Linked DNA regions of Mus musculus: all the other regions are linked to region 3. Evidence: chromatin loops called from intact Hi-C (ENCODE). Cell type or tissue: heart. All regions are shown on one strand.

Region 1 (8,000 bases), 420 kb before region 3:
TTATTATTATCCATTAGAAGCCCGTTCACATCTTATTATTATCCATTAGAAGCCCGTTCACTTTCTAATGAGAGAGAGACAGAAAGGGAGTGGATCCAGAGAGGAGGGGCAGTAGGGAGAAACTTAGAGGAATGGGAGAGGGGAAAAACCATGATCATAACCATAATTAGATGAAAAAGGAATATATTTTCAATAAAAGGGGGAAAAAAAGAAAGCAGTAGATAGAAGAGCATCGAGAAGGAAGTAAGAATCACAGCCCACATTCCTGCGCTTCCCTCCCCATTTCTCAGAACCAAAGCTTAATTTTTGCTTCTGGTGGTTTTGTTTCCCTTAACAGAACAGTTAGCAGTTAGTAGACACAGATGAATCCAAACCTTCAATCACTCATTCTTTCCTTCACCAAATATGTAGTAAGCCCCTACTGTGTGCCAAGTGCCAAGATGCCCACTATGGCACAGTCACACACAGCACATGTACTGAGTTTTCAGTAAAGCTGCCATCTAGTTGAAAGGGAGTAGACAGGAAGTGGGAGAAAGCACACAGAACTGAACTCTCCTTCCACCAAAGACACTTCACCATCAGATACACACTCTGATTCTACCCAAGCTCTGCCTTGAAAGTGCAGGCCCTGGAAATCAAGGCTGAAGTTAACACTTGCTGCTACTCTATCATGTATCTCTTTGCATCTCTGGGAAGGGAATGCTTTATCCATAGTTTAATCCTCTATGCTAGGAAAAACTCCTTGATCTTTTATATTCAACAACCTGAAACTTATTTTTAAAGAATGAAGTCAAACATAGAAATGACCAAGACAAAGTGCATTCAGGTGAGAAATAAACCGAGATAATCCAATATCATAAAGAAATAATCAATCAAAAAAACCTGAAAAATTTGGTGTACAAATAATATAGGGAGTCAAATTATATAAATATCCAAGTTAAGAAAATTCTTTTGTTTTAATTTAGTATGTAGCTCAATATGACCTTTAATTTCTGATCTTCCTGCCTCCACCTTCAAAATACTGAGATTACAGTGTGTGTGTGTGTGTGTGTGTGTGTGTGTGTGTGTATTTGGCAATGTTAGGGACTGAATCTGGGGCCTAGTTCTTAGTAGGCAAGAACTATACCACTAAGCTATGCCGTAATCCCCAACAAACTTCTAAATCCTCCCAAGCAGCAAGGATTTATGTTTCGTAGCTACTGACACCAACTGATATTGGGGACTAAGCAACTGTGGCTATCAAACTTGATATACAGAGGAGATACAAATGACTGCAGCACGACAGACAACAAAGCTCACGTGAGTCTGAATGATTTAACACAATGAAAGGATAAACCATTAGGGTATGACAGAACAAGTCACCTGAGGATAGCAGAAAGTTACCCAAAAAACAGAGGAGCAAACCACCGAAGGTCAGATAACAAGTCACGTTCCACTAATATCTCCCTTATGCAATGATGTATACTGACAAACAGCTTGGACAAAAATGGTTTTAGTACTTTAAGTGATCAGATTGGAAAGGCACTATACACCCAACTTTCCATGAAATCGATGGTTCAGACACTTAAGATATGAATCCCTAGAGCAAGGTATTCCATGAAGTGATTTATGCCAATGAAAGGTCATAATGAAATATACTAGGTAGCAATATAAAGCAATAATAAAAGATGTGTGTGTACAAAGCTACAATGTATCATAGAATAAGCAACACATATGCCAAAATTATGACAATTTAAAAAGAAAATATGAAGTATATTATAAATATATTCATTATTAAAGTATTATATTCAAATATAAGTTAAGACTATAGTATTTTCAACAAATATGATCTATCAAAAGGTATTAAATAGTTTATGAGATTAAAAATAATGTTATGAGGTATCCTTTGAAATGTACAATTCTCAGAGGAATCAAAATGGTTATTAAATACATTAAGTTAATGATGTTCATTTGACTTTTGTACCCCAAGAAATAACAAAACCAATAATCCTTATGATTTACTACTTACTGAAGGTTTTGCTTTGTTTGGGGGCTTTTGTTGTTGCTTGTTTCTTTTTTGAGACAGGGATCTCTTAGTCCTGGCTGTCCTGGAACAGATAGACCAGGCTGGCCTCGAACTCACAGAGATCCTCCTGCCTCTGCTACCCAATTGCTGGGATCAAAGGTGTACGCCAGAGAACAGATGCCATGATAACTTGATTGAAACAATTACTTTGCTCAAATACAGCAGAGTTAGAGTCCAAAGACTATGATCTTTTACCCCTCTGAAAATGGATTTTAAAAGACAGAGGCCAAGTTAGTTTACTAGAAGTAACAAAAATAGACCATAAATGGCACAGGTTAATCTACAATCCTATGTAACTCGCCTAAAGATCCTGGGAGAGTTATATCCCCCATCTTCTAATAGAGTCTCTTTCTTTAACATTTTGTTTTTATCCCTGCATGTGTGTGTCTGTCTGTACGTCTCTGTTTTTCTGTGTCTGTCACATGTGTGCATGTGCCTGTGAGGTGGAGAAAAGAATGTCAGACCCTTGAAGCTGGAGTTACAGGCAGTTGTGAGCCACCAGATATGGTGCTGAGAACGAAATCCTGATCCTCTGCAAGAGCAGTGAGCACTCTCAACTTCTGCCCCTCTTTTATCGATTCTTAGAAGGGAATAAAATCTAGAAATGGAGTTAGCACACTTCAGAAGTGTGCTCATTCTGTTATTTGCAGAGCAGTTTCACAAGCCCAGAAGTTATCCCACAGCAAATACTTAAATTCCAGTGACTTTACTTCCTTAGCGACACCGGACTCTCTTCGACCCAAATCTTGACACCATAAAACAAAAACAAACAAACAAAAAAGCCCAAAGGTGACACCAAAGCCTTCAAGTCAAAATGGCATTCTCAGAAAACTGTATGGGATTTTCTACTGCAGTAAAGATACAAGGAAAATCCTAAGACAGTTTCACTGGAAAAGAGAATGGCATATGCTTTGCCAACGGTCTCTTCACAAACCTCTTCAAAAGTCATTCAAAGGCAATCATAAATTTAACAGGGCCATTCAGATCTTTCTCTCTCAGAATCTTAGGAGTGAAATCCAAAAAAAAAAAAAAAAAAAAAAAAAAAAGCCACACCCACAGGTAGGTTAGCTAACAGGATCCTCTCATTTTTCCTGAGGCATAGCTAAGGCAAGCTGTTAAAGAGATTCATTGCATCTGCCAAATAAAAAAGTAAAAAAAAAATATGAGGAGGGGGCCTGTTTGTCAGTTCTGTTTAATGGAGTTGCAGGAAATGAGAGTCCCCGATCTTAGAACTGCAGCCCTTCCCTTTTGGTGAGAGTACGCTGAGAGCAACTCAGCAAAAGTGGTAGTGGCAAAGGTAAGACGTGAACCTGCCGGTAAGGAGCTACGTGGCACTAAGCAAATAGTGGCTTGTCTCCCTCACCCTCTGCTTCCGCCCCAATCATCTTCCCCTTTGGTTACCAGTTGCTCCAGATGCCGTAGAGTAGTTCCACAAAAGCGAAAGAGAGGTTCAGGCACAGGAAGAAAAACAGGTTCCGGGATGTCTTGTCCGACAGGATGGACCTGGGCACGATACAGGTGATCAGAAGCAAGCAGGAGCCAAGGGGGTTGCGGGGACCCCTCAAAACCCACCCAGTCCGCATGCTCGTTCCACCACAGCAGGAGGGTGACGCTCCCATGCTGGACCTCAGGCCATCCTTAGCACCCAGCTTTGTCTCAGCATCCCGGGCAGCCCCCTCCCAGCAATCACAGCACCCCGCACCTAAACCAGCCTGAGATCTTGCCGAACAGATTGAACTTGGGTGGTTTGTATTCATCATCCTTGATGGACAGGGGCAACATCTTCTCCACCCGGCGAAGGGCCGGGTCTCCGTCCCTCTAGAAGTGACTCGGTATGGTGGCGGCAGTGACAGCGGTGACGCTTCAAACGCGGACCCCAAAGCGCTTGACCGCCGCGGCACCGCCGCGAGACACAGACACAGACACACACCCGGGAATTCGAGGACTTCCGGCCCGGGCCGCGCAACGCGTCCTGGGACGGGAAAGCGGGAGGCGGGGGCGGGGACTCCGGCAGGGGAGGGGCTTACGGGGAGGAGGCGGGGCTTGGGGGCTGCGGAAAGTCCGAGCTGAAAGCTTGGGGATCTATCTCTAGCTGAGCTAGGGGTCCTATCTCCTGAACTCACGAAAGATACCCCTGCTGGCTCTCTGCAGACGTGGCTGACTGGTTCAGGGCCCGCTGTCACCCACCCAGATCGCCCATCACTATCGTCCCCGGATGCAGTGCAGCCCGCTCCTGCTCCTTCAGCATTAACCCCCTAAAGGACCTCAAATCCCCGCTGTGCCTTAGGCAGCATCACTGAAAAGCCCAGGCGGCCACGTGCTGCGCCGCCACTGCACGGGATGTGCGAGAATGGCTTCCCGAGGTCAACGCTAAGGGAGTCCACCCCCACCCGCGGAAACCGTCACGCGGGACGCGATCGTTGAGTGCTTTGCAAAAGAAACACTTAAAGGTATTTTAAAACGTCCTTTAGGAAGAGGGCCATAGACTATGGCCTTGAGGTCCGCTTCTTGCTGTTTCTCCCCTGCAACCTCATTCGGTTGTAGCCCTGAAGGCAACCGCAGACAGGTTCCTTTAGCATCCTTGTCACCCCCAAGACAGTAGCTGTCACTATGGTCCATTTCAGGAGGTGCAGATACAAGCCTGTTGGGTGGGAGGCTGGGGATGAGCCTTGTGGGCCTGGGCTGGCTAGAGAGACACTCTCCAGCATCTTTCTAGGGGATTGTTTAGACAAGGTCAGCTGGCCGATCACGTGAATGATTAAAAGTTATTACCTAGAAGGGGAAACCCGGAAAGGGGGTCTGGTTTGGGGAGGTGGCTTGGAAACTACAAAACCGAGCTTCTTGGGAAAGCCTTTTTGCCTAACAGGAAGTGGAGCGTCACCCAAAGCGAGGGAGGGGTGGCCACTCAGGAACTGTCCCCTGCTCCAGGCACTCACTTTGCAGGCGGCGCATTTCCTAGGTTATCAATTGGACGGGCAGAGAGGTTGGAAGCCCGGTTTAGGAAAGGGGTGGAAAAGAGGCAAGCAAAGGAGACTCTCCTTTCGATTTATGCTAACCAAGCTGCAAATAAACCCGCTGGCCCCGCTGCAATCTTCTGCACTAGAGGTGAGGCAACTGTGAAATTCTCTTTCATTGATTTTATCTTTCCATTTGGGACCTCTGCTTGTTTTGCCCTCGTTCTTGGAACTTTGTGGGTAGGAAGGATTTATTCTGTAATTTAGATTTTTGAAAATAGATCTTGATTTTTTTTTAATGTTCCTCTTTAAAAACTGCTGGTAACAAACGGCTTGATTCTATAAGTTCTAGGACAAACATGTCTCTTTTGTCTTTGCCTTTCTTGGACCATTATTGTCATGTAAGCAAATATTCTCAATTAGTAGCATTTACTTTTTAAAGGCTACTCTGTTGTTGTTGTTCAGAGCAGTTTTTCAATTCTACCCTACTGCATTGCTGAGGAAGCCAGAACTGACTGCAGACGAGGTCGTTTAAGGCAAAATAGCTATTGCAATTGATTTTTTCCCCCTTGAAGACTGCTTTATTTAAGTATGATGGTGGGGATGGTATATCAAAATAATCAAGTTTCAGCAATGGATTTCCAGCCTTCTCATTAAGGTCACCTGCAATTTGAGCCTATGTGGTTTTTATCCTGCCTTTGGAAATAAATTCTGTATTCCATCTTGCACTGTTGTAAATCCGAAGTTGCTTAGCTGGCATAGATAGGGAGGAACCCATATTACCTGTTATTGAATAGTTTTGAAAGGCATTAAAGAAATTTAATTTCAGCTTTATCAGTTTCCTAGATTTGTTACGATATAAGGTAGATCTGCTCTTGAAGATCTTCTCCCTTCTGACTGTGGCCATGCTATTTTTTAATCCTTAGCCCTGGACAGCATAAAGGCCAATCAGCGTTAAAGGCATTTTCGTTTGCAGTATAAAGGACAGAAGGACACTCTTTAAACCAGGAAAAGTTGTTTCTACTGTGCCTCACTTCTTTTTGTAATCTTTAAATAATATCTATCCTGTTCATGTTAACCTACACATAGGTTAACATATGTCCCACATGTTAACACACGTCCCACACGTCAAAATAGAACTCAGTTATCATTTGGAGATTATCTTGTATGTGTTGGGTGTCCAGACTATAAAGCAAGATAAGTGAGAGTTCTTCTCCGGGGAGAGTTTTATGGAGAGGACAAATTAATGTGAAGAGAGGGAGGTGGGGAGAAAGGCAAACCCATCGGTATTTTAGATGGTGCAGTCTTTAAGTTGTGCAGCAGCGATGAATTTGAAACAGTGAACAGAGACAACAGCTATTGCTCGATGAGCCTTTCTGCCTGTGCTCACCCATTCATCTTACTCCCGCAGTAATTCTTATCATTAAAAGAAGGAGTTGGGCGCACAACGATTTTGATTCCTTAGCTCTGTGTTGGTGGTCAGTGTTTAAGCAAGCCTGCAGTCACACGAGGTACTTGGGAAGTCTCCAGTCATAGGTCCGTTGTGCATTACAAAGACTAAATGGCTAGAGAAGACTACAGAATAGATACAGTAATAAATGTTCTTAAATTAATAAGTGTATCTCTATTTTAAATACTTATGTATCTATTCAGTTAGTCGCTTTAGATGAACGCGCTGTATGGCGTGGTTAGTTGTGTGGTTGAAGATTGAAATATGAAAGCAGAGAAGATGAAAGGACGGACATTCCTCCTGTTCTGAGTCCTTTCCGGTAACAGACAGCAAGAATGACAAGGGTGCCATCTGTCAACCTCAGTAATCCGTGTGGCGTTTATCTGCAACCCTATTTTAGACCCATGCTTTATTAGATACATCAGATTGTTGTCCTATGAAGTGTTGTTTTAAAAGGGAGCTGTAATAGAGGGTAAGAGTAAAGATGAACGTGAGTCTAGGAATTAACTAGTGATGCAAATTATATTCACAGTCCTCGGCGTCACTTTGAGATGTGTGTGCCCTGGTTTCAGATGCATCAGTTGGGACAGTCTCTGTTTACTGTTTCTGGACCCTCCAGAGAAATCTAAAGACAAAAGCGCTGCAGTGTTAGCATCAGCCAACAAGAAAACACTATCTACCTCAGTCCCCAAATGTCATTTTTAGAACCTAGAATAGCAGGTTTTTTTTTTCCATTTAAAAGTCACTGAAAACATCACAGAAAATTCTTTGCTGTCTTTTAATAGTATCAAGAGAGCCTGTTCCACTGAAGTACTGAAGTCATAAAGAATGCTGCTATAAAAAATTAATAATATGATGAGGTAAGTCACAGGTTCTGTCTCTTTAAAAAACAACAACTAAAAATCCCAGTAAAATACATCTAACATAATGTGTCATCTTAATCGTTCTTGCGGTTCTGTAGTCTCAAGTATTTTTATGTTGTTGTATAACTGATCTCCAGATAAAACCATCCTCCTCCACCTGCTCCCAGTGCTCGGCAACCATGAGTGTTCATCATGTTTCTGTGAGTTTGGCTGCACTAAATATCACATGTAAGTGGGAGCATACAGTAGCTGTCCCTTTTGTGTGAGAGTTTGTTTCACATAGTTTAAATTCCCTTTTGAGGTGGAGTTAAATGGTATACACATTGTATGTGTACTTCCCAAATGGATGCGTATTTATTCATCCATGGACGCTTGGGTGACTGGTGTTTTTGTTTGTTTTGTCTTGTTTTCTATTGTAAATAGACTTATATGACATTGGTGAAATACCATTATTTTAGTCTTAGGTTGTTTATCGTTTGGATGTTGTTGTTGTTGCTGTTAATGGTTGACACAGGGCCTCACTCTGTAGCCCTGACTAGCTAAGAAGCCACTCAGTATGCATATCAAGTTGGCCTCTTAACTCACAGGGATCTGCCTGCTTCTGGCTCTACGAGTCCTTGGATCAAAGGCAGGTCAACATATCTGGCTTAGTTCAGATTTTCTACATT
Region 2 (8,000 bases), 320 kb after region 3:
CATAAAATAAATAAATAAATCTTAAAAAGAAGAAATTAAGAAAGTCTTTGGCTAAGTTTGTACCATCTTAGAAAAGTACACAATACCAATACTGTTTAATTTACTAATAATTAGGTCAAAGGGCACAAGAAATACCACTTGAAGTAATAGTCAAAAGACCAACTGATATTTTCAAAATAATGAAAATTTTTACTTGATAAATGAATCAACTCAAAAGGCTCAACCTGAACACTTCAACTATTATTTTATTCTATCTTAATATATCCAAATTATCAGTTATCCTGAAAATTAAAGACTATTCTACAAGTATAGATCATAAAATATAAGATCCTCAAATACTTATATAAAATATAAGAACCAAAATACTTAACGGAGGTAGAAATTCCATGGTTGAAAAAAACGGTACAGAGCACAGGGTGGGTTCCATGAAGATGCACTTGGCATACAAAGACAAATTCTATGGAACCCTTGCTTACCTGGTAGCTAATACACTGACTGGACATCAGGCACGGGATGACTTACCTCTCAAGATGAACATAATGTCTAGAAAGAACATTTTTAACCAAAAATACAGTCTTCGCAGCAGTCTCTGGACCCATCATTTTGGAAAAATACAACTTTGCACGAAGAAAATACCCAATTGGCCACAGCCACTCCTAAAATATGATTTAAAAACAAAGAGAAAAAGAATTGTGAATATCTAACTTTATTTAAAAATAAGTTAAATTGAAAACTCTGAAAAGAAAATGAAATTCTTACAGGTCCTTGGTGGTAATTGAAGCCTCTAGCAAGGTTGTAGTTGTCATTGTCTAAGGCATTATCATAAACTCCACAGTAAACCATGTCACTGCAAAAGGATTGGCGTGTGAGGTCAGTAAAAGAGGGTCAGGCCTCACACAGGAGGCATCAGCTTTTCAGTAACAACGGCAAGAAAAAGAACCTCTTCTTTCCTAATCTGCAGCGTGAGCTCGCTCAGCGTCGGTACCTTACTTAATACCAAGTACAGGGGACGTTAACAATATGTTCAAGTATCCGCATGTTTTCTTCTCATTTACATCCCAGACTTTAATTTATACATAGGTAGGATATAAATGATACTAGAAGAGGGCCCCTGGAGGGAGGACGGGAAGGCAAGGCAAGGGAAGGCAAGAACAGTACCGGATATATGTAATGTGAGGGCAGAGTGAGGGTTGTCGGGTGGGAGGAAGATTGACAGGTAGCCAGGGAGCAGGGGGAGGAGCCTTCACAGAAATATGTATGAATAGTGTCATAATTAAACTTATTATTTTGTATGCTAATTAAAAAAATTAATAAAAATATTGAGGCATCTTGTCTTCAAGGAGCTTGTCTATATTGTATTTAAAGTCAACCATTTCAGTAGGCTTTCAATATGTGCACAACAATTAAAATGTCCAAACAGTTGTTTGAATTACGAAAAAGTAAAGATAAGGTTTTATTGACTACAGAGCAGAAAGGCATTATTTATGTAAATTATTTATTTTGTGGTGCCTACTGATCAAACCTTGGGCCTTATCTATACTGGGGAAGTATCCCACAATTTATACAACCTTAGTCCATGTAGGGTCATGTTTTAAATTTCTCTATGAAGCTATTTTAAAATTAAAATGAGGCCGGGCAGTGGTGGCACATGCCTTTAATCCCAGCACTTGGGAGGCAGAGGCAGGTGGATTTTTGAGTTGGAGGCCAGCCTGGTCTACAGAGTGAGTTCCAGGACAGCCAGAGCTACACAGAAAAAAAACCTGTCTCAAAAAAACTCAAAAAACCCAAAAAACCAAACAACAAACAACAACAACAACAACAACAACAACAACAACAACAACAACCAATAACAAAAAACAAAAACTAAAATGAGGGCTGGCGAGATGGCTCAGCGGGTAAGAGACTGCTCTTCCGAAGTTCCTAAGTTCAAATCCCAGCAACCATATGGTGGCTCACAATCACCCATAATGAGATCTGACGCCCTCTTCTGGTATGTCTGAAGACAGCTACAGTGTACTTATGTAAAATAATAAATAAATCTTTGGGCTGGAGCAAGCAGGGACTGAGCGAGCGGGGCCGACTGGAGCAAGCATAGGTCCTAAAAATTCAATTCCCAACAACCACATGAAGGCTCACAACCATCTGTACAGCTATAGTGTACTCATATACATAAAATAAATAAATAAATAAATAAATAAATAAATAAATCTATCTTTAAAAAAGTAAAATGAGTATACGGTCAGATTATAAATAACAGTTGAATAGATATTGCTATAATATGTAGAATTTAAAACAAAGTTATATACTGAGCAGTGTTATAAACATTGCCAACAGATGAGTTATGCATAGTAAGTAAGTAAGTACAATTTAACTAAATTGTAACTTTTAAGATGTTGTTTCATGACACAAAGTGGCCATATGAACCTTTATCATTAACTTTTAGTGAGATCAGCAAGTCTTCTGTTTGTTTTTGAGGGCTTAGAGTTTGAGACAGGGCCTGACTGTGCGCCCCTGGCTGCCCTGGAAATGTCTCAGTAGTCCAGGCTGGCTTTGAACTCACAGAGACCTTCCTTTGTGTGCCACCACACCTGAGCTGAACATGCAAACAGACAAAAAAATAACAAGTATCTGTAAACAAAATTTTGGGTATCAAGAACGAAATCAAGCCAAGCATGGTGGTATGTGTCTAATGCTAGGAGGTTGAGACAGGAGGGTCAGGAGTTCAAGGTCAGTGTCAGCTGTGTAAGACTCTGTCTCAATAAACAGAAACGAAATAGCAAGATCAGTATATAGAAAGGCCAGTTGACACAGGGGCAGTGGTGGCACATGACTTTAATCATAGCACTTGGAAGGCAGAGGCAGGCAGATCTCTAAGTTCAAGGCCAGCTTGGTCTACAGAGTGAGTTCCAGGAAGCTACAAAAACAAAAACCCAACCAAGAAAGAAAGAAGGCAGGCCATGTATAGCGGTACACGCCTTTAATTCCACCCCACTCTGGAGGCAGAGGCCGGCCTGGTCTGCAGTGGAAATCAGCACGTGATAAAGTATAAAAGCCTGGCTCAGATGGTAAGCACACTGGCTGCTCCCCCAGAGGATGAGGGTTCAATTCCCAGAATCCACATGTCTCACGACCACCGGTAGCTCCAGTTCCAGGGTATCTGATGCCCTCTTCTGGCCTCTGTGGGAACTGTATGCAAGTGGTGCAACAGAGCTACATGTAGGCAAAACATAAGAAAACAAAAACAAAAAACCCAGAAAGACCCTAGAAATTTAGGAAAAGGGTTATAAAAGTAAAGACATTTGCAAATGCAAATTGTAAGATAAAAAAACCACAGTTCTTTACTGATTTAGGCAGAAAGAGTGGTGCAATTGTCCAGGAAGGACGGAGACTTCTGGAAAAGAAGATCATTACAGCCACCACTACAAGTGGACACATATGCCTGCCACTTAAAATAGCACAAACAAGTGTAGGTTATCCAGGAGTATGGAAAAACTATCCACAAAAACAAAACATAAAGACTGTCCTTGAGGGCCTGGAAAGATGGCTCAGCAGTTACGAGCATGTGTTCTTCTTGCAGAAGACCTGGGTTCAATTCCAGCACTCACATGATGGTTCACAACTGTCTGTAACTCCAGTTCCAGGGGATCCATGCCCTCTTACTGCCTCCAAGGGCACCAGGCACACATGTGGCACAAAGAAATATATGAAGGCAGAACACTTATACACATAAATGAATATGGGGGTGTGGTGCTGAGGACAGAGCCCAGGGTCCTACATGTGGTAGGCATGCACTCTACCACTGAGCTACATCCTTCCAACTGCTCCTCACGAGGCGGGCTCTCATGTGGCCAGGCTGGTCTCAAACTTGTGAGACAGTGGAAGGCCATCATGGACTCTCAATTCTCCTGTTTCAACTATCCAGAGGCTGGGCTACAAGTATACGCCATCATGCTGGGCTCAAGAGCTATTTTAAAGATTTATTTATTTACTTTATGTATATGAGTACACTGTTGCTGTCTTCAGACACACCAGAAAGGGCATCAGACCCCATTACAGATGATTGTGAGCCACACTATGGTTGCTTGGTATTGAACTCAGGACCTCTGGAAGAGCAGTCAGTGCTCTTTACTGCTGAGTCATCTCTCTAGCCTAATACTAATAATACTAATCTATGTGGGTTAAACACAATTTCAACTGCCTTCTTCTTTTCCCTTTCCCCTTTCCCCTTTCCTTTCCTTTCCTTTCCTTTCCTTTCCTTTCCTTTCCTTTCCTTTCCTTTCCTTTCTCCTTTCCTTTCCTTTCCTTTCCTTTCCTTTCCTTTCCTTTCCTTTCCTTTCCTTTCCTTTCCTTTCCTTTCCTTTCCTTTCCTTCCTTTCCTAGACAGTGTTTCTCTGTGTCCATCCTGAAACTCATTCTGTAAACCAGACTGGCCTTGAACTCAGAGCTACCTGCTTCTGCTACCTCCTGGGTACTAAGATTAAAGGCATTCACACCCACCACCCAACTCAACAACCTTCTTAATACTAATATTCCAACTTACTCTGGGTCTAAAGTTTTCATGCCAAGGGGACCAAGCAATTTTTTTTCTGCAATTTCCAAAGCCTTCCAAGCCTTCTCAGCAGTAAAGAGTTCAGGGGCCTAATGAAGGTGAAATAAACAAAGAAAAAACATTTTAATATCGCAGAACAATTAGTTCTTACTCATGTAAGAATATGGTGTAGGTCAGATGGTGAGTGGAACCTGACGACTCTAATCCTCCGAGGCGGAATCTGAGTCGCCTTTCTCGGCTGAGAGGCTGGGAGAGCGCACGGGCCACCGGGGCCACCCGTGAACAAGAACCAAACAGGAGCCACAGCTACACCGGAGGCAGAGCTCACCTCCCGCTGCCACGTCCTAGGCGTGCAGGAGCCCTATACGCGTACCCGAAGCTTCTCTCCTCTCTTCTTGGCGATAATGAACTCAGAACTTGTACGCCAACAGCACAAATGCTTGCGACGGGTGGAAGGAGAGAAAATCTGCACCCATCTTACAGAGAAAGCGGAGCAAAGGCATCACGCCAAAGTGCCTCTGTGCAAGCCTGCTCTCTCTCTCTCTCTTTCTTTCTTTTTATTTTATGTGCATGGCTGGGTTTTGTCTGCATGCATATCAGTGTGAGGGTGTGAGTTACAGAGAGTTGTGGTTGCTGGGAAATGAACCCGGGTCCTCTGGAAGAGCAGTCACTGCTCTTAACCACTGAGCCATCTCCAGTCTGAAAGGGTACACTTTCATACCACTACAATTAGTAATATCTGCTTAGTAATCTTTTTGACAAAGTCAAACACCCAGGGAGGCATGGCTAAACACAGTCCTCCTAGTCCACTGCCCTGAAGAGTTTATTTTTAGACTGAGATTTTACAATAAAAGGGGATCAAGAATTCTTAGCTAGGTGGCTGGAGAGATGGCTCAGTGGTTAGGCACACTAGCTTCTCTTCCAGAGGATATAGGTTCAATTTCCCCACACCTACAGGGTGTAATTCTAGTCTCAGGGATCTGATGCCCTCTTCTGGCTTCTTGGGGCATTGCATATACATGACATACATTACATGCAGGCTCCTCCTCCCCCCCCAATAAAATGGTAAAACAAAATAATAATTAATAATAAATAATCCTTAGCTAAATAGAACTAATGAGAGAAAGACCACAAAGGAGACAGATGTGACTATAAGCTGCTGTGGACATTCCCTAACACAGAGCTTTCTGTCTAGTGCACTGGGGAGCTGTTTGTGGCATGCGCTGAGGTAACACAAATGTTCAGCAGGCCAGGGTGAGGGCTGAGGCCGACTGAGGCAGCTGGACCTGGCCTAAGAGACCCAGTCCATTCAGCCCAGTGTGTGCATAGACGCCAGGTACTGGGCATGTGTGACTCTGGGAGCGTTTGTTTCTCTGCATCCACTATTTTCCATTTTTGACACTAAATGTTTTGGATTAGAGGTGGTATGCATACTAAATTACTCTAAAACCATAGAATACTATCCAGAAAGCAATAATGTTTCATGGTTAAGTGGAACTTAAAACCAAACAGAAGAAAAAAGGCCCTTAGTAGAGTTACCATGACATTTTTGAAATGTGAAGGCACTATATCACTCACCACGACCATTGCTATGGTGAAGTTGGGCCTGAGCTGATAGTCACACCAAGGACTCGACGCACCATAGCTGTCCTTGTAGATGCCGCGTTTGTGAACCAGGTTCGGATGCTTCTCGTTAGGATCTGAAGGGTCTTCGGAAACATGAAACAGCTTTTCGAAATTGTTTTGTATTTTTCTGTTCCACTCATCGTACGAGACTGCCACAACCTTTCCTGAAAAGTGACAAGAGACATTTTGTAGATCTTCAGAACATTTAAACATCTGTTATTGCCAAAACTTCATATTTAGCTTCATTATGAAATAAATTATCTATGTTTTAGAAAATGTGGCTGCTTTAGATGGAGATATGCTATAAATTCAAAGACCAAATACCTCTCCCAAAAGAATGACAAACAGCTCAGGACTAACTTCATACTCAACACACTGTGCTAACAAATAACACTTCATATGCACTGAATTAAACATACAGTTACTTTCACCTACTTCTTTTTTTTTTTTTTTTTTTTTAAAGATTTATTTATTTATTATATGTAAGTACACTGTAGCTGTCCTCAGACACTCCAGAAGAGGGCGTCAGATCTTGTTACAGATGGTTGTGAGCCACCATGTGGTTGCTGGGATTTGAACTCTGGACCTTCGGAAGAGCAGTCGGGTGCTCTAACCCACTGAGCCATCTCACCAGCCCCACCTACTTCTTTTTTACGTTTTAGAAAGTCTAGGGCTGGAGAGATGGCTCAGTGGGTTAGAGCACCCGACTGCTCTTCCGAAGGTCCAGAGTTCAAATCCCAGCAACCACATGGTGGCTCACAACCATCCGTAACGAGATCTGACTCCCTCTTCTGGAGTGTCTGAAGACAGCTACAATGTACTTACATATAATAAATAAATAAATCTTTAAAAAAAAAAAAAAGAAAGTCTAGAGTTGTACAGGTAGCTCAAACATTGCTTCTGTTGCGTAGGAACATTGCTTCTGTTGCGTAGGAATTGTTCCAGAAAGGGATGGGAAGATTTCCAGACTGCCCATGTGCGTGACTTGCTCACAGAGTGAGGGAGAGGCCATGGAGGCAGGCACCACGCCGCCTCTTCTCTCAGCTCACTGGTGCTGTAGGAACGGTGTCAGTAACCAGCTGTTAGCATTTCCATATTGGGAATTAACCATTTTTCTTTCTTCTTAAAAGCTAGCCTTTTCTGGTATTGATTGGCTGAACCCAATGACGGCGACAAAGGTTAATGACTTGTAGGTTCCTTGGAAACAGGCCAGCTTACCATGTCTTTTTACTCTGACTTCATGATAAGGAAAGATATTTTTCTTAGACAATTCCAGCAACCAACGAACAGCAGATTTACACAAGCCCACGATTTCCACAGCAGACCCATCTCTAAAATTAGAAAAATGTATTTTCTATGTTGAGTTTATTTAACCATTATTTAAAAGGGCATTCAATAAGTAATTCTGGGTTGGGGATGTAGCTCAGAGTTGAACGTCTAGAAATAATGAAGGCTTTGGGTAGAATAGAACCAAACCAAACCACTACCAACGACAACAACCTATTTGGTGAATATTGTACCTAATGCACCATACAAGCAACTACCTGTGCCCACATCTTCACGTTATAAGTAATACATATTATATACATATGATATCACATAAGAAATCTCCTCCCTTACTATTTTGGCATTGATTTTTGTTTCTAATATTTAAAAAGACATATTTTTATTTGTATATGCATGTGTATCTATGTGCACATGGCACACGTGTGGATGCCCAGATAAGAGTACCGGATCTCTTGGAACTGGTTGCAATGGTTGAGAGCCTCCCACGGTGAGTGTTGGGAAGCAAGCTTGGGACCCGCCCAGCAGCAGGCTTTCCTCA
Region 3 (8,000 bases):
AAAGGATACAGCCAAGCCCGCCTTTCTACTCCTGTCTACTGCTTTCGTCGAAAGAAAATATGGCTCTCCAATTAATGTTTTACTGTGCCTAAAATATTCAAATAACCTTTTCCTTTACATCCATGGCCTTTCACAGAGCTCAGTTCCTGGTTCTGATTTTTCACTCCCTGGGGGGGGGGGGGGGGGGGGACAATAATACCATCAGGCCATCAGGTTCAACTCAATCACACTGGAAATCTTCCACATAGACGTAACTTGGATCCAGCTCCCCACAGTCCTGCGTCCCACTTTCCAGAAAACTGGCTACACAAACAAAAACATCCTTCCAAACAACAGAAGCCTTGTGCACTGTGAAGCTTCGGCACCTGTAGTATACACACACACACACACTGACTGCCCTCTACCCTGTGGGTGCTCCCACAAATACCTAGTGACTGATTCACAGGCCAATTACAGGTCTGGTGATGACACCAGGTATGACGGCCTGGTGCTACTCTGGGGAGTGTGAGGAACCCAGACGTGCTGTGGGAGGAGGAAGAATTAATATCGTGAAGTTCTAAAAGGACTGCAGTGTTAACAGGACCAAACTACGTACAGTGTGCATCCCTCCCCAAGCTATAGAAAGCTAGTAATACCTTCGGAACTCTTTGGGAAAAGTGAAGGAACCCGATTATCAAAGAACCAACAAACTAACTAGTTCAGGGGGTGCTAAAAAAAAAAGTAGGGGGGGACTTACTTTTCATAGACCAGCTCCTCGTCGATGGAGAAATAGTGGATATTTATTGTGCTTTTTGGTCTATTCCTTAAAGTAGCAAAATATAATCGATCTGAAAGACAAGTTTAAAAGACAGAACATGAGAAGCAGGGACGCGAGACTGAGAGTGCAGATCATGCACAAAGGATTAATAACTGCTACACATCGTTTAAAGACCTTTAACACGTGGGATTCTTGGAGAAACAGGATCTTCCAGAAAGCTACAGAGCCCCAAAAGCACATCTTGCTAAGAGGCTAGAAGACCCAGCAGGGGGCAGAGCATCTTCTGAGTTCCCTCACCCCCTGGTTGCGTGCGGGCGGGTGCAGACAGGAGCTGTGGGTACCCGCAAAACTGGAGACACAAGTTTGGTTCGGAAACCTTCAGACCTCAGCTGCGGTGGAATGGGAAAAGAGGCGAGCTTCTGCCGCTGCAGCTTAGCAGACTTCAAGAGGAAGGAAGGAAAGATAGGGGGGTGTGGTTGGGGGTAGGGGGTGTCCCAAAAACACGGGCCAGCCACCGAGGAAGTAGAGAGTTAGCGGATGGAGGATTAAAACCAGCAGGCTCCCCACCAAGATAGGTTTGCAGGAGGATCCCAAGCAGAGAAGCCTGCACTGTCCGGGTACGAGGAAGCTGCAGAGGGAGTGAGAACGCGAAAAAAGAAGCCGGAAGCAGGGGGTCCTCCGGGAGTTGAGTAGCGAGAAGGGGCCCGAGCGCCGAGCCGCAGTACTGAGGGACACAGGGCCCGAAAAGAAACCCAGCATAGAGGCTTGGGACAAAGGGGTGAGCCGTGAGGAGTTGGGGGGGGGGAGTGGCGTGGAAGGGCCGGAGGATGCCGGGTGGCTGCTCCTCACCTTTCATGAACTCGCAAGCCCCGATTAGTTCCCCAGACTCCGCTGCCATCTTAAGCGAGATCCGCACGGGGGAGGGCTGGGTCGTGGCCAGCTGAGGTCACCCGCCCCCGGGGGCTTCCCCACTGCCCAAGAGCTGGGAGCTCGCGGTCCCAATCACCGAGCCTGCCTGAGGGAGGAGGCAGTCGCCCAAGGCGGAGGCAGCTGCAGGGTCAGCGCGTGGGGCGCCCCGGGGACATTCCGTGGGGAACCGAACCCGCTGGGCGCGGGACGCACACGCCCCGGGCTGTAACCGCTGTGATCCGGACTCTGCGGCGGCGGCGGCTGCTGCTGCTTCTCGAGCTGCAGCTCCTCCTTCTCGCGCTGCACCGTCTCCACCAAACCTGGACGGCGCACACCAGCTCCCAAGGCCGGGCAAAGTCTTTCCCCGGCTCCCAAAGTGATCATGGAGGACAAGACGTTTGGCCCGGATCGCGCCCGTGGCCACTCGTGCGGCAGCGGGCAGGACTCCGGAGGTGTCCGCGGGGCTAGTAGCAGCTGCTCAGACTCCTCCTTCGCCACCTCCTTTCAGCAGCAACTCTTCCTCCCTCTCCTCCTCCTCCTCCTCTTAGGTCCGCCCCCAGACCTGCCTCCCCGCCCTCCCTCGTCCCCCTCCACTTTCACCACTCCGCGGCCATCCCTTAAAGGGACAGCTCGGCTCCTTTCTCTGAGCCGGCCTCGGGCCCCAGTTACCAGGCGCCCCGCGGGTCACTAGGAGCCAGTTGCTAAGGCTTTGTTGCCTTTCACCAATTGCTACACAGGAAACTTGGCCCTCTGCCTGGGTGGGGTGGGGGTGGGGTGGATGTCAGGCGGAGCCACAAACTTATGAATGAAAAAGGATGGGTAGAGAGGAGTGAATGCCTCCCAGGAAGCTGCGACTGCCTGGCGGGCTGAGATGCTGTCTCCACGTCTGCACCGGCTAGCTCTTCTTCCACACCAGATTTTTTTTTGTCTCTCAAGCTCTTTCCTGCTTCACTCAGTTTCTTCTAAACTCGCGCGCGCGCACACACACACACACACACACAGAGACACACACGCACGCGCGCGCAGACACACACATTGAAAAACCTCAGACCTTCTCCATGTCGGGTCGTACCGCTAGCTATCTTTCCACCAACCCCTATTCTCACCACTATCGGATCTGTGTCTTTATAACCAATTTTCAAAAGAAGCGATACCTCCTAGCTCCTGAGTACACGGACTGATGCCCTGTAAGTACTAGAGTCTGCTCTCACCTAGGCTTTGTTCTCAAGGGGGAAAAAAATTCCCGTCCAGTTCTCCAAGTCCTTTCATTTTGGCCACAGGTGTGAGCGCAAAATTACACCAGAAGTGTAAGGCTCTAGTCTCGGACTGTAGGCTATCCTAGGCGAAGGGAGAAGAGGGAAAAGGATCTCTTGTCCACAAGAGAAATGAACAGAAGATTTCTGTAGTCTTGGCTGGAGCGTTGCAAAGGAGTACAAAGGCTCCTCTCCAGGAGGCCCCGGACTTGTTCGGCAACGTTTTGATCCAGTTTGGAGAACTTTAATGCTGGGAGCCCTAGGGACGGAACTAGTGGCCAGCCCTTCCCTTACGAAAATGGCGCTACTGAACCACTATCACCAGAGCATGCGCTCTGAGTGGTTTCTCCTTGAAACGGGGATTTGTGCAAGCCTTTGAAAGCTCGCAGTTGCGTGTTGACCTCTAGGGAGAGAGGGGGCGCTCGAGCAAAGTGCCGGCTGAAGCAACTTGGAACACTGACTCCAGGGAGGCAATTCTTAGGCCATTCTTCTGCTCTGCCGGCTTTCCATAAAGCTAAACAAGCACAAAACTAAGTGGATACTACTTTGATATACTGGAAAGTTATTCAGAGCATCTCGGTAATTCTAGCCAAACACATCCTTGGTAAGGGAGTTAAAAAGACACCCTCTCCTTACATTCAAAAGTTAACCCCGAAAAAGAAACAGACTTTACAACTGTAAAAGTCCTGAAAGTTGTAATGAGCCTTGAACCCTTTTGAAGTGTATTACATATTCTAAGAGTCCTGAAAGCAAAGACCTCCCAAAAAGAAAAAGGGAGAAGGAGGAGGGGGAGTACACTTTAAAATAGCCAGGGGTTGGTGGCATATATCTTTAATTACAGCACCTGGGAGGCAGAGGCAGGTGAATCTATGAGTTCAAGGCCAGCCTGGTCTACATAGTGAGTTCCAGGGCAGACAGGGCTATGAAGAGAAACCCTGTCTTGAAAACTAAAAAATAAAAAAAAGAAGGAAAAAGAACAAAGACCCTCTCAAAACTTGAATGTTACCTTTATTCTCCCAAATCCTGGTTTTAATACGTTGAACAATTTCAATTTTGTTGGAATAAACGTAATTGAGATTTTTTTTAATGAAATATGTAGAAAAGCATAGCATGTCAGTCTCAGTAGGCTTCGCCCCTTTGTCTATAAAGCTAACAGTAAAGCCCACTCAACCCATTTCTAAAGCTGCCGCTTTACAAGTCTTATAGTTTTTCATCTGACTATCAACTGCAGTAAAAAGTTGGAGCCAGAGGTGGTGGCTTGCGCTGATTTAGAGTGGCCATAGTCATTTGCTCCTCCCACAGTGTAGGGGCTACAACACAGGCTCTCAGGTTTGGTGGCCTGCATCTTTACCCACTGAGCCATCTCACGGGCTAATGCGGCTGTTTTTGGGTTTTTTGAGGTAGGTCTGGTATAACCCCAGGCTGGCCTGGAACTCCATACGTAAAGAAGGATGACAATAAACTCCTGATCCTCCTTCCAGGAACCCAGGCCTGTGTCACTCTGCCTGGCCATCACATGACTGTACGTTCATAAGTAGTCTCAGGAGAGAGATCCATAAAACACTTTCAGGGGGGCAGATTTCATTGAATAGCTCCTGTAACAACAGGGGTCTATTCTATTCCCAAAAAGGGTTCTACATTGCCTTTCATAGAATTCTCCTTAGAGGTTTTAGACATGAGGAATGAAGTGTGACCTAACAAAACTCTTTAAAAGAGATGAAAATGGGGGCTGGGGAGATGACACAGCAGTTAAGGCGGCTTCCTGATCTTCCAGACGACCCAAATTAAGCTCCACTTCAAGCACCCGTGTTGAGAGGCTCACAATTGCCATTAACTACAGCCCCAGAGCATCCAACACTCTACTGGACAAAATAGCACCCATACCCATGTGGTACATTCTCATGTAGACACACATAAGACTAAAGTAAAAATAAGTAAAAATGGCCCTGAGTTTGTGGCCCATGCCTATGGTCCCAGCATGAGAGTGCTTCATGAGTTGGAGGTCCAACTGGATTAGTGTGAGATAAGATGCTGTCTCAAGCCAAAATTTAAAGGAAAATTATTTTTCCTTACCATATTTACTATATATTTTTGATAATAATTCTTTCTTCTGTAGTTTTTGGTTTTTGAGACAGGGTTTCCCTGTCGCCCTGGCTGGTCTTGAACTCTCTCTGTTGACCAGGCTGGCCTGGAACTCACAGAGGATCTGCCTGCCTCTGCCTACTGAGTACAGGGATTAAAGATGTGTGCCACTTCCATACAGAGGATAAAATTCTTTAATACTGTGCTGTGAGTAATATTAGTAAACTAGGACCTCTCTAAGTCATGCTATTAAAAACTCTGCAAGAAAAATATACAGCATTGTACACATGGCACATACACACCAAGATCCGAACGACATCATAAAACACATTATTGCCTCAGTTATCATGGGCCAAAGTTCCTACTGTTGTAGCCTCACAATAAAGACATGCTCTTACAACCCAGGGGGAAGGCAAAACCGGACATTTCATCCCAATCACCCAACTTAGTACAAACGGAAGAAACTGACTTTTACTTGAACCAGCAGTAAAGAATGGCATATTATACATGAAACTACTATGGGATTTACAATGTCACCTCGCTGTAGAAAAGGAAAGTGCTTGTGGATTTAGCCAGTAAGAACAGGAAGGGAGAGTGTAAACAAATGTTTACCTCTGCATCCCTAACTTGCATACTTCTTGGGCTGTCTTGCATTCCATGCAGGGTGCATGCATGCAGACCTAGAGAAGAGACTGCTGGAAGCAACTTCAAGTCATGCCAACAACTTCCTGTCCAAGCAAGACAGTCACTCTTTACACACAACAGCTCTTCCAAAAAAAAAAAGCTCTTTACAAAGCAGCTCTTGGATTGCGTCCTAGAGTTTCACAGATGAAACCCCTCATCGTCATCAGGCTTTCCTTCTGCTCCATCCGTCTAGCCTCCATCCTTTCTGACCCAATCTTCAATTTGCCCAATTTCTTATAAATTGTGTCCCAGAATGGAACGCAGGCCAGTTCTGAGCTGGTATGACTAGTTATGTGTGGGGACAAGGAGGACACATTTATTTGTACGTGATGAAAGACTTGGGTGGGAACAAGAGCAATGGAAGCCATTAAAAGAACCCAGTTTTACCATTTAAAGGTCAAATAAAAAGGGAAATATTCTTTTTGTTGGAAGAGGTCAAGGAAAAATGAAGTCACAGTAGTCAAAGACTTGAAGGCTGGGACATTTGCATAATCTGTGTTTTAATTGCTACCATTAGAATATTTCATGAAAACATACTTGTTCTGTCAGTAGTGATATTATCTAAGAAGGCAGAAGAAATATAGACTATATGATGGCTGTTTCTTACAAATTACTTTTAGATTATGAAACAAGGCCTGGGAATTTAGTTTCAATTCGATATAATTGAAATCGACTGGTTTGATCATCCCCGGTATGATTAGAAAACCAACTTAAAGCACCTTTTGGCAAAATACATAAGCAAGGTGGAGCGTGTCCCTGCAGAGCACTTGCCCAGCATTTTGAAGGCCTCAACTTCAGTCCCTAGAACCCAAAAGATAACTACATAAATAAAAATAAAATACAGAGAAAAATATTGTTATCACAGGACTGAAATGCTGAAAATGTATAGATAGTGTGGCTCATAAAATATCTGCCCATGTGGCATATTGCAAAGGTGGCTCAGAGATTAAGAGCATTCACTGCTCTTCCAGAGACCCTGAGTCTGGCTCCTAACACCCATGTCAGAGGCTTGCAGCCATTATCTGTAACTCAGGCCCAAAGGATCTCTCTCTCTATCTCTCTATCTCTCTATCTCTATCTCTCTCTCCCTCTTCCTCTCCCTCTCCCTCTCCCTCACACACACACACACACACTTAAAAGTAAAATAAATCTTTTTTAAAAATTACTTGCCCACAACCGACCTTAAGATGTTAGTCGGGCTCAGCCATGCTCTGCATCACAATACTGCCTGTTTAAGAGTTCCAAACTGGAACCAAAGAACCAGAAGGAATGTGGAAGATTAGTCAGTTCCATTTTCAAACACAAATTACGAAGCAGATCCCAGATCCTGGAAATGAGATGCAGGATGGTGGAGGAATGCTAAGGGCTTCCATGATAGATGGTGCAGCATGGCTCCTCTTAAGTCATACAGACCACTTCAAATCACCTCACAGCATGGAAGCCAGGGTAATGGTCAAAACAACACACTTGAGAAACGTTGCTACACACACACAGACCAAACACATACATACACACACACACACACACACACACACACACACACACACCTTTTGTCCCCTGCCCCAATTCTCCCTTTATTAAACCTAAAGCTCTTTCAGTAACCCCAAGATGAAGTTGGGGGTCACTGAACCTCCTATATTTTTACTTCCCAATGTAGCAACATTGATTAAATCTCCACTGTCTGACTTTTATGATTAAGAGGAAAAACTATAATTAGCCAGGCATGGTGGTTTACACCTATAGACAGCATTTATCCAGGAAGGACAGAAAGGCAAGCCCATCTATGGCTACAGGAGACACTGCCTCAAAAAACAAAAATCAAATGATAATCACCTTCAAATCCAATGACATGAGTTGGATTCTCAGAATTCACATGTTAGAGGAAGAGAATGGATTCCCACATGTTGTCCTCTGAGCTTCCTTTACATGTACAAATTAGCACTGGCACACACACACACACACAAAGAGCTAGTTTAATCAACATTACTTTTAACAGTGGTCTTCTCATTGACTAATGTAACCAATAAGAAATGGTGCCCTTCTGAAAAGGGTGCTTCATGGTCAGGTGAATACATTGAGTAGTGTTCTAATTATTGGCTAGTTCACATTCTCAAGTAACCCAACAACTTAATGCAGTTTTCGTGTTTTATAGAATGTATCTACCTATAATTATTTGTCATTCATACTCTCATCACAGAAGAAGTATAAAAACGAAGCCAGATGTCGTAGATCATGCCTACAAGCCCAGCACTTAGGAGTCCAAGGCTCTAGGATTTTGTGGCATTCAAAACCAACCTCATCTACATAGTGATAAC

The links. Hi-C counts contacts between places; a loop is a spot of excess contacts. Peaks named below come from ENCODE experiments on the same cell type or tissue, not always from the same donor. Only the 100,000 strongest peaks of a DNase experiment are listed, where the experiment ranks them.
Region 1: a loop joins it to region 3, with 4 times the contacts of the local background. A loop is called at or near these places in 2 of 42 quality-filtered maps.
Region 2: it touches region 3 in a loop (1.8-fold over the local background); 3 of 42 quality-filtered maps call a loop at or near these places.

What each region holds. Positions count from the first base shown.
Region 1 is chr3:116,003,368-116,011,367 of GRCm38, forward strand. Slc30a7 (solute carrier family 30 (zinc transporter), member 7) reads right to left here and starts at 4,039. Exons shown (of 11, transcript NM_023214.7): 1 at 3,768-4,039; 2 at 3,467-3,568. The coding sequence starts at 3,847. Extl2 (exostosin-like glycosyltransferase 2) reads left to right here and starts at 4,930. Exons shown (of 5, transcript NM_001163514.1): 1 at 4,930-5,170; 2 at 7,255-7,329. The coding sequence starts at 7,322. In heart, no CTCF peak of the experiment used is centred here; DNase peaks (open chromatin) are centred at 4,094 and 4,874; H3K4me3 peaks cover 2,873 bases; H3K27ac peaks cover 1,955 bases.
Region 2 is chr3:116,745,858-116,753,857 of GRCm38, forward strand. Agl (amylo-1,6-glucosidase, 4-alpha-glucanotransferase) reads right to left here. Exons shown (of 34, transcript NM_001081326.1): 29 at 7,394-7,506; 30 at 6,128-6,339; 31 at 4,541-4,638; 32 at 760-847; 33 at 523-656. Among named protein-coding and RNA genes, the nearest start is that of Slc35a3, 38 kb to the left of the region's middle. In heart, CTCF peaks have their summits at 1,975 (motif pointing left), 3,178 (motif pointing left) and 5,537 (motif pointing left); no DNase peak of the experiment used is centred here.
Region 3 is chr3:116,421,831-116,429,830 of GRCm38, forward strand. Cdc14a (CDC14 cell division cycle 14A) reads right to left here and starts at 2,202. Exons shown (of 16, transcript NM_001080818.2): 1 at 1,607-2,202; 2 at 737-827. The coding sequence starts at 1,655. It overlaps Gm40125 (a long non-coding RNA gene), which reads left to right and starts at 2,421. Exons shown (of 3, transcript XR_867571.3): 1 at 2,421-2,853. In heart, CTCF peaks have their summits at 1,016 (motif pointing right) and 3,333; DNase peaks (open chromatin) are centred at 1,161, 1,681, 2,331 and 3,281; H3K4me3 peaks cover 3,544 bases; H3K27ac peaks cover 2,979 bases.